Regions from separate parts of the Homo sapiens genome. Here region 1 is linked to region 2. A link is a contact called in ENCODE Hi-C or POLR2A ChIA-PET data. All regions are on one chromosome and are shown on one strand. Each heading gives the region's core, a stretch centred on a gene start or an enhancer-like site at or near the end of the contact. The rest is flanking DNA. Distances are from core to core; before and after follow the strand shown.

The links. Hi-C counts contacts between places; a loop is a spot of excess contacts on that map. ChIA-PET counts read pairs that join two places held with the same protein, here RNA polymerase II (POLR2A).
Region 1: a loop to region 2 is called in a map with no recorded cell type, with 6 times the contacts of the local background. The contact joins two enhancer-like sites. A Hi-C loop is called at or near these places in 1 of 37 single-sample maps with no recorded cell type. POLR2A ChIA-PET finds 5 or more read pairs at or near these places in 2 of 52 experiments (IMR-90 and T-cell).

What each region holds. Positions count from the first base shown.
Region 1 is chr1:31,981,103-31,986,416 of GRCh38, reverse strand. No RefSeq gene overlaps it. Among named protein-coding and RNA genes, the nearest start is that of KHDRBS1, 30 kb to the left of the region's middle. RefSeq lists an enhancer at 995-1,064. Within about 2 kb of position 1,541, at least 9 of the 41 ENCODE cell types and tissues checked have a DNase peak (open chromatin) inside an H3K27ac peak, as active enhancers do.
Region 2 is chr1:31,379,538-31,384,926 of GRCh38, reverse strand. LOC105378623 (a long non-coding RNA gene) reads left to right here. Exons shown (of 3, transcript XR_947141.3): 2 at 925-977; 3 at 1,224-1,350. Among named protein-coding and RNA genes, the nearest start is that of FABP3, 9.2 kb to the right of the region's middle. Within about 2 kb of position 3,211, at least 9 of the 41 ENCODE cell types and tissues checked have a DNase peak (open chromatin) inside an H3K27ac peak, as active enhancers do.

The sequences.
Region 1 (5,314 bases), core at 292-2,791, 600 kb before region 2:
TTTATTTTATTTTATTTTATTTTATTTTATTTTATTAGAGAAAGGGTCTTGCTTTGCTGTCCAGGCTGAAGTGCAGTAGCATGAACAGGGCTCACCGCAGCTTTGACCTCCTGGGCTATAAGTGATCCTCCTGCCTCATCCTCTAGAGTAGTTGGGACTACAGACATGCTCCACCATGCCTGGCTAATTTTTAAATTTTTCAGAGAGACAGGGGTCTCACCCTGTTGCCCAGGCTGGTCTTGGCCTCAAGCAATCCTCCTGCCTTGCCTCCCAAAGTGCTGGAATTTCAGGCGTGAGCCACTGCACCAAGCCTACCCCGTTTTTAAGAGTCTCGGGCTGGGTAAGGTGGCTCATGCCTGTAATCCCAGCACTTTGCAGTGTAGTGGCTAGTCTCTACAAAAAAAAGTTTTTAAAAAATGAGCTGGGCTTGGTGTGGTACACCTGTGTTTCCAGCTACTTGGGAGGCTGAGGCAGGAGGATCACTTACAGCCCAGGAGGTTGAGGCTGCAGTGAGTTGTGTTGGTGCCACTGCACTCCAGCCTGGGTAACAGAGCAAGATCCTGTCTCAAAAACAGATAAAAAAATAAACAAATAGAGATAAAATCTCATGGTAAAATATTTAAAAATAAAGGATAAAAATTGAAATCAGAAGCTCCAAATTACTCCCCACCATCTTCCCTGGTGGTAACAGCTGTTAACAGAGTGTTATGTACTTTTCCGGGGGACTTTCCAAATGTATTCAAGTGTAAGTACATATACAGGGCCGTCCTCTTTAAAAACGGGGTTGTTACTACGCTCCTATCCAGCTGGTGACTTCCCCTGCCTCCACTTCACAATATACCCAGGGCATTTTTTCCATGTTAGTACAGAGAGCTTCACCTCATTCTTTTTGGTGGCTGTGTGGTATAAGGAAGTGATTTTTGAAGGGTAAAACCTGAAGAATAAGTAAGATTAGTAAGGCAAAGGGATGGTTCTCTAAAGCACTGAGCCTGGGAAAACAAAAGCAACATAGATCTCTCTAACTATATCTCCTAATGTCTCCCTTCCTTCTGCGTTTAGACCCCCCGCTCCCTCTGCTGCCACATTTTTCTCTAATTTGCAAAGCAGTTCAGCTGTCTTTGTCTTGCCCTAGCTCTGGAGAGCTTCATTCTTCATGCCAAAGCAACTTATGAAGTATTTTCCCAAACAAAGAACCCTCTACCCAGAGAAAAATTGTGCCACTCCCCTAATAGACAAAAGTAGCTGCAGGCAGTTGTGGTTTAAAATAGCAATTAAGAAAAAAAAAATCTGTTACACCATAAAGCACCTGGCAGTTCATAAATGGTGGTTATTTGTTACTAATATTATTTTACATGTGTTGATGGATGGGTTGGCTGCTGCAAGTTCCTGTCCTTCATCCTGGGGTACCCACCTCTTGCTTGGCCACTTTTCAAGTGTAGGGATGGTTGTCTTACTTGTGTTTGTACCTCTAGCTCTCAGCACAAGGCCTGGCATAGAGCAGACACTCAGGAAGTGAGTGTCGAGTTGAACACTGAAGGGCTGGGTGTGCTGTTCCAAGCAGATACTGAGTCACAGACATTGTGGGCCTGCTGTGATCTGAGCCCCAGTATAGATGCTTTGGAACAGTAGAGAAAACAATCAAAAGAGAGGCTCTTGTCCTGGGGAACTTCATCAAGATGGGCCTCATGAAACTGTCACATCATATCACAAATTGTAAAGCATCCACAGTCCCTGGATCAGTACTAATTTTGGCTTTGGGAAGAGGGGATAAACTTTCCTTCACCCCCACCTTTAGGTATAAAATAGATACGGTAATGTGCACAAACCTTAAATGAGCAACTAGATGAATACTTTCTGTTTTTTTTTTTTTTTTTTTTGAGACGAAGTCTCGTTCTTGTCGCCCAGGCTGGAGTGCAATGGCGTGATCTCAGCTCACTGCAACCTCCACCTCCCAGGTTCAAGCAATTCTCCTGCCTCAACCTCCCAAGTAGCTGTGATTACAGGCACCTGCCACCAAGCCCAGCTATTTTTTGTATTTTTAGTAGAGAAGGGTTTTCACCATGTTGGCCAGGCTGATCTCAAACTCCTGACCTCAGGCGATCTGCTTGCCTTGGCCTCTTAAAGTGCTGGGATTATAGGCCTGACTCACCATGCCCGGCCTACTGTCTGATTTTTTAAATTAAAAATATTTTGTTTTTGTTTTTGTTTTTAGTGACAGGGTCTTGCTATGTTGCCCAGGCTGGAGTATAGTGGCTATTCACAGGTGCAATCATAGCTTACTGCAGCCTCAAACTCCTTGGGTCAAGCAATCCTCTTTCCTCAGGCTCCTGAGTAGCTGGGACTATAGGCACATACCACCACACCCAACTTGAAGTTTTATACATGTATATACCTGTATAACCATCAACCAGATCAAAATCCGGATTATTTCCAGGACCCTAGAAGGTTCTCTTGGCCGCCTTTCAGACATACCCCCTGTCACAATAGAAACGATTATTTCTGACCTCCATTACCATCAACTAACTATACCTGTTTTTGAGATTTTTCTAAATGGAATTGCATGGTGTACATTATTTTTGTTCTGGCTTCTTTCACTCAATATTATAGCTATAAAATTCATCCATGTTAGTACTTAGTACTTGTTTTTTTATGTATGTGGTATAGTATTCTATCAAATGAACATATAACAATGGAGGCATTTGGGTTGTTTCTAGCTTTTGGTTATTCTGAATAATGCTGTTACAAACATTCTTTTACATATGTCTTTTTGGTAGACTCAACCATTTATTTTTCTTGGCTATATATATTTGAGTGGAACTGCTAGGTCAGAGGGGATACGTATGTTTAGTTTTAGTAAATACCGCCAGTTTTCCAAAGTGGTTGTACCAGTTTACACTCCTTTCAGTGGTGTATGAGAATTCCAGTTGTTAATATTGTCAGTCGTTTTAATTTCAAATTTCAGCCATTCTGATAGGTACGTAGTGGTATCTCACTGTTTTAATGTATCTACCCACATAGTAATAAGTAATAATATTTTTTGTTTTGAGACAGGGTCTTTTTCTGTTGCCGAGGCTGGGGTGCAGTGGCATGATCATGGCTCATTGTAGCCTCAACCTCCCAGGCTCAAGCAATCCTCCTGCCTCAGCTCCCTGGGTAGCTGGGACTGCAAGTGCATGCCAACACATCTGGCTAATTTTTAAGTTTTTTGTAGAGATGAGGTCGGGCTATGTTGCCCAGGCTGGTCTTGAACTCCTGGCCTCAAGTGATCTGCCCGCCTCGGCTTCCCAAAGTGCTGGAATTACAGGCATGAGCCATCAAGCCCGGCCAGTAATAATGTTTTTACATGCTTGTTTCTTGTGCTATTTGGCCATCTGGATGTCTTTGTTGAAGAGTCTGTTCCCACTTGGTCCCCTCACCCAAGGATGTCTCTCCTACACTCAGTAACCATTTGATGACCTTAACTGATGGTCATTCAATGGTCATCCTTGTGCTGATCACACCCAGATCTCTGTCCAGAGATCCTGCTCCCAAATGCCATACCCACATATTCAGCTGGCTCTTTGATATCTCTAACAGAATGACCCATGTGCCCCTCAGGATCAATATCCAAACTAAAAGCTTCATCTCCTCTTCAGCCCCTAATCCATTTTCCTTCCTTTCTGCTCAGGCCACTCCAGGGCACCCAGACTGGCCCATCATCTTCATCCTCACGGACTCTGTGAATGTTTAGGCCCCAATCTCACACATTTCAAGAAATGTGGCCAGGCGTGGTGGCTCACACCTGTAATCTCAGCACTTTGGGAGGCCGAGGCAGGTGGATAACTGGAGGTTAAGAGTTCGAGACTAGCCTGGACAACATGGTGAAACCCTGTCTCTACTAAAAATACAAAAATTAGGCAGGGGTGGTGGCAGGCGCCTATAATCCTAGCTCCTTGGGAGGCTGAGGCAGGAGAATCCCTTGAACCTGGGAGGCGGAGGTTGCAGTGAGCCGAGATCACGCCACTGCATACCAGCCTGGGTGACAGAGCGAGACTCTGTCTCAAAAAAAGGAAGGGAGGGAGGGAGGGAGGGAGGGAGGGAAGGAAATAAAAATATGCACAGCCTGTTTCCTTTCCCCACCCCACACCCTCTTTGCCCTGGATACCTCCTCCTTGGGTCTCAGCTTACATGCCACTTCCTCTGGTTTAGGTGTTTCCTCTGCTGTCTTCCAGTGCCAGTTCCTTCCTGTCAAGTCATTTATCACACTGGCTTATAATTACCAGTGTCAATGCCTGAATCCCTGGATCATCTGTTGTTTTGCCTGCTCAGCATTCTTTCCCCTCCTCTCAGTAGTCTAGTTTTCGCTAGGAGCCATCTCTCCATTCTTGCTCCGTGTGTTGGGGTGTGGCTGCAGAGAAGGATGTGCATATCACCCAGGCCCGACAAGTCAGCATATTCCATCCTTTAGTTCTGTAACTGGGTCAATGTTAAGCACAGAACCAAGGTAGTTGATCAGAGCAATCTTAGGATTTTTGCTGGAACAAATGGGAAAGAAGCATTCTTTTTCTGAGGGGGTTACTACAGGGCTAAGATGAAAGCCTGGAGCCTGGGGGATCCTGGTCTGGGGAGTGACCCAGGCCTACCTCACCACACATTTTGGTGGGAGATCTCCCTTCCACATTACTAAAGCACATAGATTCTACAAAAAAACATATCTCCACAGCCCTTTTGCAATTCTGGTGCAATAGTGGATTTTCTAATTATCTTCATTTAGCTTTGTTGTCAAACTACAGAGTAGTAGGGGTTTTTGTGTGTGTGTATGTGGTTTTTTTTTTTTTTTTTGACACGGAGTCTCACTTTGTCGCACAGGCTGGAGTGCAGTGGTGTGATCTCACCTCACTGCAACCTCTGCCTCCCAGGTCAAGTGGTGATTCTCCTGCCTCAGCCTCCTGAGTAGCTGGAATTATAGTCATGCACCACCATGCCCGGCTAATTTTTTTGTATTTTTAGTACAGACGGGGTTTTGCCACGTTGGCCAGGCTGGTCTCGAACTGCTGACCTCAGGTGATCTGCCTGCCTCAGCCTCCCAAAGTGCTGGGTTTACAGCTGTGAGCTACTGCGCCCAGCCTGAGTAGTAGTTTTTGAGAGCACAGATTCCGCAGTAACTTAAGGGTTTGAATCTAGCACTGCCATATGTCACATGTGACTTTGAGCAAACTGCTTAGACTCTCTGTGCCTCAGTTACGTCATCTGTAAAATGGAGATGATAACAGTACTTACTTTATAGTGTTTTTGTGAGAATTAAATGAATTGATTAATGTAAAAGGACTTGTTT
Region 2 (5,389 bases), core at 1,962-4,461:
TGTAGAGATGAGGGTCTCACTTTGTTGCCCAGGCAGGTCTCAAACTCCTGGGCTCAAGCGATCCTCCCACCTCAGCCTTCCAAAGTGTTGGAAATACAGGCAAGAGCCACCACACCTGGCCTAAGAATTTGTTTGAAGATAGGATTTAATGGAGTAAAAATAGCTCTCAAACCACAGCCATGGTCTCACATTACTCAGATGGGGAAAGAGCTTTAGAGGATAAGTGGTTTGTCCCAGGTAGCACAGCAAGGCACTGAGGGAGCCCTAGCAGGACCCACACTCCTGTCTCCCAGCTGCCCTTCCTTCTCAAGGCTGCCTTTCAGATCCTCCTGTAAGCAGGGCCTGGGTGGGGAGGCTTCATGAAGGCTCAGTGGGGGGCCAAGTCTGGGGTTCAGTCAACAAACTCTGACAGCAGAACTGTTTTCGGTGGAGGCTTATACTATGTCCTGCCCTGAGAAGAGGACAGAGAGATGAATAAGGCACAGCACTACCCTCAGCAAGCTCCCCATCTGCGCCTGAATATGGGGAGAGTGGGTTCCCACAAAGCTAATTCTAGACACCTCCCCCTTCATTCTAAGTTTTCATTTTCCTCAGCCGTGAGCCCTCAATCTTACCATTCTGCCTTTCACCTGATGTTGCTATCCTCCTCCCTCTTGTTTCCTTCCACCCATCCTTTCCCTCCCACATTACTCTCTTATCCCACCCTATTTTACAACCAGTAGCCTAGGGAAAAGAGCATAGCTCAAATGAGGAAGAAGGCAGGACAGGCAGTCATGGCTTAGCTGGACTGAGCTGCAGTGCTTCTCCTTCTGGGGAAGGGGGTGCACTGTCATCTGCTACTGACACATCCCTCCAAGGCACTCAGCCCTGCAGGGAGCAACCTGATTCTATGACTGACATCTAATCTTCACATTCACCTTGCAGGAAGGCAAGAAGTGATCCCAGCCTCCAGATGGAAAGATCAAGGCCCAGAGAAGGTCAGTGGTGGTTGGAGGCCTGAGGTCACACAGCAGCCAAGTCTGGAGTCACTAGTCAAGGTGACCTTGACTAGCCACCCCACCTCCCCTTCCCTGCCCCACCATGGCCCTGGGAGATCTGTTGTCCTGTGAGGGAAAGGGGCTCCAGGCTGGGCTGCATCTGAAGCCCCTAGATCCAGAGACTTCATTTCTTAGGCTATCTATCCTTGAATTATCTCTAAAATCCACCTTCCTTTCTTTTCCCAGGACCCCCATACCCTGCTCCCAGCATCGTCTGCCTCAGCTAAGCCATGGGGATTGAGAGAATGGAGCTAAAGGGCACAGCTCATAGTCCTGGCTGCCCTAGCCAGACATCTGCCCCACTGTGGGTGCCTCAGCGATTCCTGGGGAGTCAGGCAATACCTGTTCCCAGAGCCCCCACTTCTCTTAGAAACAGAAAATAGCTCTGGGCCTCATAAGTGCCAGGATCTATCTAAGCACTTGGTGTGTGTTAGCTCACTGTACCCTCAGAGGAGGTAATTGAGGCACAAGAGAGGGTGAGTAATCTGCCTGAACAGATGGTAAGTGGTTAAGGCAGGACTTAAACTCAGAAATCTGATTTCAGAGACTTTTTTTTTTTTTTTTGAGACAGAGTCTCGATCTGTCACCCAGGCTGGAGTGCAGTGGCACGATCTTGGCTCACTGTGTAGCCTCTGCCTCCTGGGTTCAAGTGATTCTCCTGCCTTAGCCTCCTGACTAGCTGGGATTACAGGCATGCACCACCATGCCCAGCTAATTTTTGTATTTTTAGTAGAGATGGGGTTTCACCATGTTGGCCAGGCTGGTCTCGAACTCCTAACCTCAAGTAATCCACCTGCCTCGGCCTCCCAAATTGCTGGGATTACAGGTGTGAGCCACCATGCCCGGCTCAGAGACTTTTAACCACTGTATCAGAGACCTCCAGTACCCTGATATCTACTCTCTCCCTTTTCTAGAGTAAAAAGCCGTCCAGAATAATCACTATATTTCCTAGTCTCCCTTGCATGTAGATGTAGCCAAGAGAGAAGAGATGTGTGCAGTGGCCAGGCCATGCCTTTAATTAGGAGGAGTGTGTCCTCTTCCCTTTCCCCCTCTCTCTAGTTGCAGTGGGTGCATGGCTGAGCCCTGCCAGACTGTGCAGTCTGGACAGCTGCCACAGCCACCTAACTGATATCTTCCATGCAGCCTCCACACAGCAGACAGGGAACTCTTCCCATAATACAAATCAGATCATGAAGGTCCCCTGCCCGAAATCCTCCATTACTCTCAACTGCTTTCAGAAGGAAGGCCAGACTCCTGGATGATGAGCAAGGTCTTCTCCTGTGTGCCCTACATTATCTTTCCATTCTCATCACTTGCCATTTTTATCTTCTGCTGTCACCCCAGGGCAATCATCAGGAAAATCTCATCCTCTCTCAATGAATCCTTCTCCTCTGCTTTCCCAATTCCCCTCCCCACATCTAGTGGACTCCTATGTGCCTATCCTTCAAGACCCAGCCCAAAGAGTGCCTCCGTATGAAGCCTTTCCTGACTTTTCTGGCAGAGTGGGGGGCTCCCTCCCTCCATGGTATTCCATGGTATAGAGACAGCCCTATGTGATAGTAATAGCCTTTCTGTATTGTCATAGTCTGTAGACAAGTCCACCTCTCCCATCCCTCTATGAGGGCAGGGACCAAGTCTAGGTCATCTGTTGGTTATCCATACTCAGCATGAGGCCAGGCATCAGACTAGTGACAGTCAAGTTCAATGAGTGATTGACAGAGAAAATGTGTGTGTGCACACGCATGTGTGTGAATGGCCTAATCTGGCTAGAGGCCCAGGCCAAGGAGACAGAAGACATCTATAAATAGCCCCATCCCCAGGCCCCACACCAGGCCTGGTGCCCAGATAAACTGACCCTGGGTGAGGGGACAGGGGCCCAGAATGGGCAGGTAGAGACTGAATACTGAAGAAGAATCCTCTGGAGTCTGTTAGCAGAAGCAGATGGGCCTTGCCTGACTATTGGCAGGCGGACCTGGTGGTCAGACCTCAGTGATCCTCAGGGACCAGTGAATATTTCAGGCTGGGGCTGAGCATCACCTGCTCCCTTGGCCCCACTTATAGGGCAAAGGGGAGTCTACCAGCCTACTCACTGATGACAAACTGGAAAAGTTTGTCCTGTCTCTGCTCTGGCCCCACCTCGCCCTCTCCCCTACTTGGAAGTTCCTTTCCTGAACCACTGACTGCCAAAGCTTGAGGGATTAAATAAATCATCTGGCCCAACCTCCTACCATAGAGTTGGGAACACTGAAGAAAAGAGACTGGCCCAAGGTCACAGAGAAGGCAGGGTGAACACTGTCACAGGGAGAGCCAGTGTAGAATAATGGTTAAGCCACGCAAGCTCTAGAACCACTCTATCTGAGTGCAAATCCTGGCTGTCATCTGTAAATCAGGGATGAGAATAGTACCTGCCTCACTAGGTTATCGTCAGGGTGACATGAGTTTGAAAGACAAAAAGCTGCTAAGTCCGGTGCAGTGCTCAGGGAGTGCTGCACCAATGTTAGCCACAATTTTCTGCACCTGGCTCATAGCACACAAAGCTTCTCTATACCCACAATCTCATTTATTCTCTCGAAAGGTTAGACATTACTATCCTCATCACACAGAGGAGGAAACAGGCACAGAGAGACTGACTTGTCCAAGTTCATGCAGGTATTGTGTCTCCCAACTTTCCTTGGTGGTCTTTATGCCTCCTCCCCATTTCCTCTGACAGGTCATAAACTGGCTCACCAGTGGTGGGAGAAGAATCGGTAGCCAGACATATACCAGCCTACTATGACTCCTAGTGCTGCCTGGGCTGGTTTTTTGTTTGTTTGTTTGTTTGTTTGTTTGTTTGTTTTGAGACAGAATCTCACTCTGTTGCCCAGGCTGGAGTGTGGTGGCGTGATCTTGGCTCACCGCAACCTCTGCCTCTTGGGTTCAAGCAATTCTCTTGCCTCAGCCTCCCGAGTAGCTGGGATTACAGGTGCCCGCCACCATGCCTGGCTAATGTTTTTTTATTTTTAGTAGAGTCAGGGTTTCACCATGTTGGCCAGACTGGTCTTGAACTCCTGACCTCAAGTGATCTGCCCCTCCTTGGCCTCCCAAAGTGCTAGGATTACAGGCATGACCTGGACTGTTTTTACTCCTGCACAGGGTGATCCCATTCTAAGGACAGCCTTCTTCATCTGACTTTATCTTTTCCTGACTCTGATCCTATCCCTCTAACCTCATGGTCCTCCCACCGCCAACCTTTACAAGGAGAAATCTTTCACCCTGGGCTCCAGTCCTGGTCACCCCCAGCCCACCCAGTCCTTCCTGCAAATGGGCTCCTTCCTTTTCCTATCCAGTGTCTTTGTTTACTATAGAGTCCTGGGTTGCTGCCCCATCAACCCATCCCGGATAACTCCCAAGATCTCAGCCCAAGCCAGGCTGACAGTGTTGGCTTTGTACTTGCTTCCTGGAACACATCTGGCCTCAGACTCCTGAGGCCAAGACACACTCCCTGCCAGCCACCCTGCCATGGCTTGCCAGCTCTCCTCACCCAGGGACAACAGTGGGCATCTGTCCACACCAACCAGGCTCGTCAGGTCTCCGGGAGCTGCTTGAATCCTTCCACAATCTTGGGTAAGCTGTTCCTGAATAGAATGCATTATGAGGCATGACTACTGGACCATGTGTTTGGTGCCAGAAGAGGGGATGGAGGCCAGGCCACATGGCACATGAACATGCTTGAGACCTCATGGTGATGTGAGGTGCCATTTTATAAGCCTAAGGTTTACCTTTCTAATTATACTTTACCTAATCCAATATTAGAGGCTATTTAGAGTTTTGCAGAGGCAACCTTTTTTTCATTTGAGAGAAAAGGAAACTGAAGTTTGAGGAGGGAGCCAGGGTCAGCCCCAGGTCTGGGGCCTGGTTTAATCACTTTCTGGGAATAGCCCCATCCCCCCAAAAAAGCTGCTGTTGAGATCCAGGCTACCCTCATGCTTTCCAAAGGGCAATTCTCACCTGGGAGTACTTGGGGCCCCACCACACACAGGAAGTGGCCCAGGCTACTGGCCCTCAGGGATGGAGTGAGAAAGAGGACACAAAACAGGATACTTTGGCAGGAGGAAAGTTGAGAGTAGTGGAGGAGATGGTGATGGTGTCAGAATTTCAAAACAGAGAGAACACTGCAAGAACAAGTGGCTTTCTTTTTCTCTGGAGAGACTGTCCACTCCACAAATACATGCCAGGTCCTGTGCACAGCAAGAAGCAACACAGACTGGGTCCCAGCCCTCTAAGGGCCTCCGGTGTAATGGCAAAGACAGACTCTGAAACAAACATCAAAGCAGGATAGGGAAGGCCAGGGAAGATGGTGTTACCCAGAAGCA